2 separate regions of the Mus musculus genome follow, and region 1 is linked to region 2. The links are chromatin loops, found by intact Hi-C in ENCODE. Cell type or tissue: heart. All regions are shown on one strand. Links, peaks and the distances in the headings refer to the core of each region. The heading gives the core; the rest is flanking DNA.

The links. Hi-C counts contacts between places; a loop is a spot of excess contacts. Peaks named below come from ENCODE experiments on the same cell type or tissue, not always from the same donor. Only the 100,000 strongest peaks of a DNase experiment are listed, where the experiment ranks them.
Region 1: it touches region 2 in a loop (4-fold over the local background); 5 of 42 quality-filtered maps call a loop at or near these places.

The regions. Positions count from the first base shown.
Region 1 is chr8:75,032,853-75,035,758 of GRCm38, reverse strand. It overlaps Tom1 (target of myb1 trafficking protein), which reads right to left and starts at 2,073. Exons shown (of 15, transcript NM_011622.3): 1 at 1,932-2,073. The coding sequence starts at 1,983. In heart, for the core only: a CTCF peak has its summit at 1,266; DNase peaks (open chromatin) are centred at 1,738 and 2,078; H3K4me3 peaks cover 1,953 bases; H3K27ac peaks cover 1,779 bases.
Region 2 is chr8:75,107,399-75,110,304 of GRCm38, reverse strand. It overlaps Mcm5 (minichromosome maintenance complex component 5), which reads right to left and starts at 796. Exons shown (of 17, transcript NM_008566.3): 1 at 684-796; 2 at 431-605; 3 at 89-215; 4 at 1-5. The coding sequence starts at 597. In heart, for the core only: a CTCF peak has its summit at 1,571; DNase peaks (open chromatin) are centred at 874 and 1,574; H3K4me3 peaks cover 1,636 bases; H3K27ac peaks cover 1,569 bases.

The sequences.
Region 1 (2,906 bases), core at 317-2,816, 75 kb after region 2:
TGCTATCCTCTAGGATGCCAATTCTATGAGACTCCACTCTCAGGGCAGGAAGTCAGCAGACCTGGGAAGACACCACTTTACTCCTGCAGCAAAGAGGGGCTTGGATTATAAGAATACAAGCAGCTAAAACCTGCTTGTCATTAATCATCACAGCCAGTCAGGTCTTCTCTACTTGGAAGCTGATGGGAGACGACTTCTTGAGTCCTGAAGTTTCTGACCAACCTGGTCAACACTGCGAGACCCTGTCTCAAAAACAAATGCAGACTCAATCTCCAGTGCTTCTATCTCTATACACGGAAGAGTATGTAACACCGATACTGTTGTTGTTCTTTAAGTTAGGGTCTCTGTAGCCCAGGCTGGACTTGAGTTCAAAATCATCCTGTGTCAGCTTCCTGAATGCTGGGATTATAGGCATGTGCCACCATACCTGGCTCTTTTACAGCTTTGCCATCTTGTCTCAATTCACTTGGTTTTGGGTCTTACTCTGCAGCTTATGTTACCCTGCAACTAATTTCAGAATCAGCTAGCCTGGGACTTTGTGTCAATCCTCCTGTCTTAGTCTCCTGGGTATAGGATTACAGATGTGAACCACTGCTTCTGGTGGGAAATTTCAAAACGTGTGGTTTCCCAGCCAGTTGCAAAGAGAACTGGGAACCCTACACCTGCCCATCTGAGTCTTGGATAGGTCTGACATGAACCCCAAGGCAGAAAGGGTCCAGCAGTGAGATTTAGTCAGTGTTCTGAGGTACTGATGTAGCAGTACTCTTAATCAGAAGTATTTCTTGCCCAAGGCAGGCAACTTTCAGGGCAGGAGAGATGCTGAGCTTTGAACTGACAGGCAGTTTAAAAGACTGAACCCAAAAGACTTTATCCAAAAAGTCTCAGGACTTTGAGGCTGGCTTTGAAGGCCAGACTAATTTGCCTGTTTTACATAGGAAATCTGCGAAGAAGACTGCCTTCTCTTTCCAGGTCTCAAACAACGATTTATGGTGAAGCACCTGGGCTTCAGGCATCAGAGCTCCCTTGCAGAGAACTGATGAGAACCTCAAAAGAGCTACTAACAGCTGCAGTGTTGGTTACAACACAGAGCTGGGTTAACAGTTTCAGGGGAAGCCTTAGCTTTCAGATTCGGCCTTCCCAATTTCACAATGCCGTCGGGACCCTTCAGGTAAGGGGGTATGGATGTCACGCCCAGACCACCCATTCCTGGGGAAACGTCGCCGCCTGGCCTTTGCCCGAGAGTAGGTGCTGGGAGCCGGCACCTTCCCATGGGCTCCAGCCCCAGTAGGTGGTAACACGTTGACAATGACAGGCGTTAGCCATGTGCCAGGAAACATCCTCAGTGCTATCTTATTAATGCATTTAATGATCAAACAAGTCCAGGAAGGCTGGGCCATGACCCTTTAACTATGGGCGAGGACCATCACGGGGGCGACGTCACATAAACCCGAGACTCCCGACCATGGGGACAGAGGCGCGGCCGAACCTAGACACCCCGGCGTCTCGGAATGTGAAGAGTCGGTGACGCGGCGAATGATCAAGACGCCGCCAGCCCGGGAGGGGCTCTTAGTCTGCGCGCGCCCGGTGGTGGCGCGGCCCAACGCCTTCTCATCACAGCAGTCCCTTTAACCCAAACTTTCTCCCTCTACTCGGACCCCAGCACGCACACATTGGCTGAACCACATCCGCCCAGGACCGCCTCCTTCCACTGCCTATTGGCTACATCAAGCATCAATCCCCATATAAGACTTCCGATTGGCCCGTGTTCTTGTCAATCAGGTGGGTCATAGGGTGGGCGGAGCCCAGAGCGCCGCGCCAGCCTCACCGCCTAGCCTCCCTCCTGTCTGCCAGACTGCGGACTCCGACAGGTCCCAGGGCCAAGGCCAGAGCGGCACACAGGGGCGGGACTGCGCGCGGCTCCGGGGACTCACCGATCCGTTGTCCCACCGGAGAGCTGAACGGATTTCCCAGGAGAAAGTCCATTGCCGCGGCTACCGCTGCCACCAGCTCCCAGAATCAGGTGACAGCAACCGCCGGCGCCGCCGACCCGCCACGTGACCCGTTGGCCAGCCCGCGGGGTGGTGCCGGCAGGCGGGGGCTCTGGAGCGCAGCCACGAGGCCCCGCCCCCTACTAGGCTGCCCCTGGGCCGTGGCTGACGCCACACCAGGGCGGGGCCTGGGAGGGCCGGCTTCTAAGCCACGCCCCTGAAGCTTCAGTGCGCGCCACTGTGGAGCCTGGAAGTCTTGACATCCTGAAACTGGGTCTCTGGCCAGGGAAAGACCTGGGTCAGGTTACGCATACTCAGACAGGTATTAGTATTAGTGTCTTAGCCTTTAGTCCTGGGGACCAAGCCCTGAGGATGACAGCCTCCTTGCCCAAGTCGGACTCGAAATTTCCATTTGATGTCTCCCCGCTCCAAGAGCCAGAGGAGGCAAGGGCCTGGGTTTTTGCTCTCTTGAGACAGAGAATGAACTGCCTGTCCTGTGGCAAATGCTTTCACCTCATAAGCCACCTCATCTGCCTTGGCTCTCACCTGGCAAACCGGAAAAGTGCTTTTTCCTTATCTGTTCCCCTCAGCTGTAAATATCCATAATGTAATGCTTTCAGAGTATTGAGGTGACATGAAAATCACTCATAAGGCATTCCGTAATGGTTGCTTCCTCCTTGCTGTATCTTTGTAAGGCATTATGTTTTAAACTTTTAAATTTTTTTTTAACTCTATATGTGTGTGTTCCATGGTGCATACAGAGAGGTCAGAAGAAAACGTGGAGGAATCGATTCTCTCACCACATTTAATCTGAGATTAAACAAGTACTGTGGGCCATCACACTTCCTCCTCCATTTTGGCAGGGCTCATACCTAGGACTTTGCCACACTGAAACCCGGTGCTGCAGTCCCCCCCACC
Region 2 (2,906 bases), core at 134-2,633:
TCAAGCTGAAGAAGAGGAAAGGCATAAGCTGCTGGTGATGATGGGGCAGGGCCCGGGTTTAGGAGGCTCTGAAATGGGTGCTACTCACCAGCTGTAAGTGCTCGGCCGGCTGTTTATGCAAGTGGTCAGCCAGTTCCTCGTCAAAACTGGCCAGGTCCTCCATCTCCACCTCGATCCAGTATTCACCCAGGTTGTAATGCCGCTTGAGTTCATCTCTTTAGTGGTCAACAAAGGGGCAGAGGGACAGGAAGGGTGCATTGAGGGACCGTCAGCAGCAGTGCCTGTGCACCCCGGTCCTCACAGGCACCAATGCCCCCACCTCTCTCAAAAGACACCTAATTGTAGACCACTCTATCCTAAATTTAGGCCTGAAGAGGGACTGTCAAGAAAAGGCGTCCCCCGTAAGAATGGTTCACGGACACTGTCGCACCTGTACTTGAAGGTGAAGCCCGTGCGATCGGTGCCCACTCGGTACTGTCTCAGGAACTCCTTGAATCGCCTCTGCAGTTGCGACTTGCGGGCCTGGCCCTCTTCCGCACCGGGGTCGCCACCGAAGCTGTCGCTGTAGAAAATGCCCGGGTCGTCGAAGCCCGACATGACTGTACCTGGGTCAAGGGAGACAGAGAGCTGAGCACCCCGGGGCGGCGGGAGCTTCCCTAGACGGGGTCCCGCAATTCCCTCACCTCACAGCGGCGCGCCACACGAACCTCAGCCCTCCTAGAGGAAGCCGACTTTCGCGGGAAAAACCAGCCTCCGCGTTTGTCCACCGCGGTCTCTGCGCTCCTATTGGTTCGTTCAGCGCCGCGGATAGCTATTGGACTGCTCTGCGCCGGTTGAGTCCCGCCTCCAAGGCCTGGTTCCCAAGATGATTGGCTGTGGCGTCTTGGTGACGTCACGAGTCAACTCTTTCCGGTCTCCATTTTGTGAGGCTGGACGTTTTGGCGCGAAAGTTCTTGGCGCTAGCAGCTAACCGAGCAAAGATGGCGGAGAGGCTCGGGAGCTTTGTGAGCGTTTAAACCTTAGGCCTTCGGAGAAAACCTAGCCCAGTGGCGCAGGTCTGTCAGCCCCGCTCCTCGTAAAGTCTAAGCAGGAGGATCGCAAGTTCAAGGCCAGCCTGGGTGACTTAGGGAGCCCCTTTCCCAAGTAAAAAGGTGGGACTTGAGAGATGGATCGGTGGTCAATAGCGTTTGCTGTACTTTTAGAAGACCCAGTCTCTGTTCTCAGTACCCTAGTCAGGGGCTCAGAACTGCCTGTGACTCCTGCTCCAGAGAACCCAATGTCCTCTCCTGGCCTCTATGGGCCACGTACATGTTAGATGTAGAGAGAGAAAGATATATGTATCTGTACATAAGTACACTTTTTTTTTAAGTAAAAGGAAACGGACTGGAGCAATGACTGAGCAATTGGATACAGACACATAAATAAAAAGTAGACTTATCAGCCCTCCCCCATATCTGCTAGCACTAGGGAGGCTGAAGAAACCCTGCCTTTAAAATAAGTATATGAGAAAACCACCCCTTTCAGAGCTGCTGTGAGAAAGCAGTATGCCTGAGGTGTACTCTTGCTCCAGCCCGGCAGGAGGTGCCAGAGTGCTGTCTCCGCAGCTTTGGGACCAGGTGGCTCACCTTCCCCTACTCAGATAGTACCAAAGCCCAGGAAGCCAGGGATGTTTTCTTTCATTCAGATTCAGACGAATAATTATGATGACTGTAGAACTTTTTTAATTCCTTGGCAATGCTTAAACCATGCAAAATTCATGGCCAAATTCCAAATGGAAATCTTGGGGGGGGGGGGAGGCAGATTTAGCATAGCAACCTTAGTGTAGATTTTCCTTTGAGTTCCTCCCATCCACACGAACAAGTGGAAACCTATTGCTGCAGCAACCATTCAAACATATATTTACAGAGAATAAAGTTTGAGCATTTTTGCAATTAAAAAAAAATACCAGGTGAATCTAAGACTTGGTTTTCTCAGCATTTCATGGTAATCCCTGTGTGCCAAGACAGGTTTAACACATTTTATTTTAGATTGCTTTATTTGCTTCTTGACCAAAATCGAGGCTGTTCTTAACAGTTGTCACCAATAGCAGGGATGTAATTCCGCATTGTTGGCTGGGGCTTCCCCTCAGGTACAGATGGAATGCTGGACTTAGGCACTGAACAGAATTTTAGCAAAAGTCAGAGTGAAGCAGAGTCAGCAAATTCACTGGTCAAAAGACAGAGTCCTATGCCTGGGCATGGTGGTGCACGCCTTTAATCCCAGCACTTGGGAGGCAGAGGCAGGCGAATTTCTGAGTTCGAGGCCAGCCTGGTCTACAAAGTGAGTTCCAGGACATCCAGGGCTACACAGAGAAACCCTGTCTCGAAAAACCAAAAAAAAAAAAAAAAAAAAAAAAAAGACAGAGTCCTGGCGACATGGCTCGGCAATTAAATGCCGAGCTGCTGGGACTGCTCTTGTAGACAATCAGTTCTCTATGGTGGCTCACAACCATCCAGGGAGCCTGATGCCCTCTTTTGACTTCCACAGGCACCAGGTATGCATGCAGTAAATAGGCAAAACACATACATATATCTTTAAATATAAATCAACTGCCAGATGTGGCGCATGCCTTTCATCCCAGCACTCAGGAGGCAGAGGCTTTACAGAGCTCTACAGAGGAGAGGCTGAGATTGAGCAATTCCAGGAAAGCAGGAATACAAAGAAACCCTGTCTGGGGAGAAAGAAAGGAAGGAAGGAAGGAAGGAAGGAAGGAAGGAAGGAAGGAAGAAAGAAAGAAAGAAAGAAAGAAAGAAAGAAAGAAAGAAAGAAAGAAAGAAAGAAAAGAAAGGAAAGAAAGAAATAAAGGACTTAAAAATAATAACTTTTTTTTAATTTTTTTGCATTTATTTATTTATTTATTTATTTAT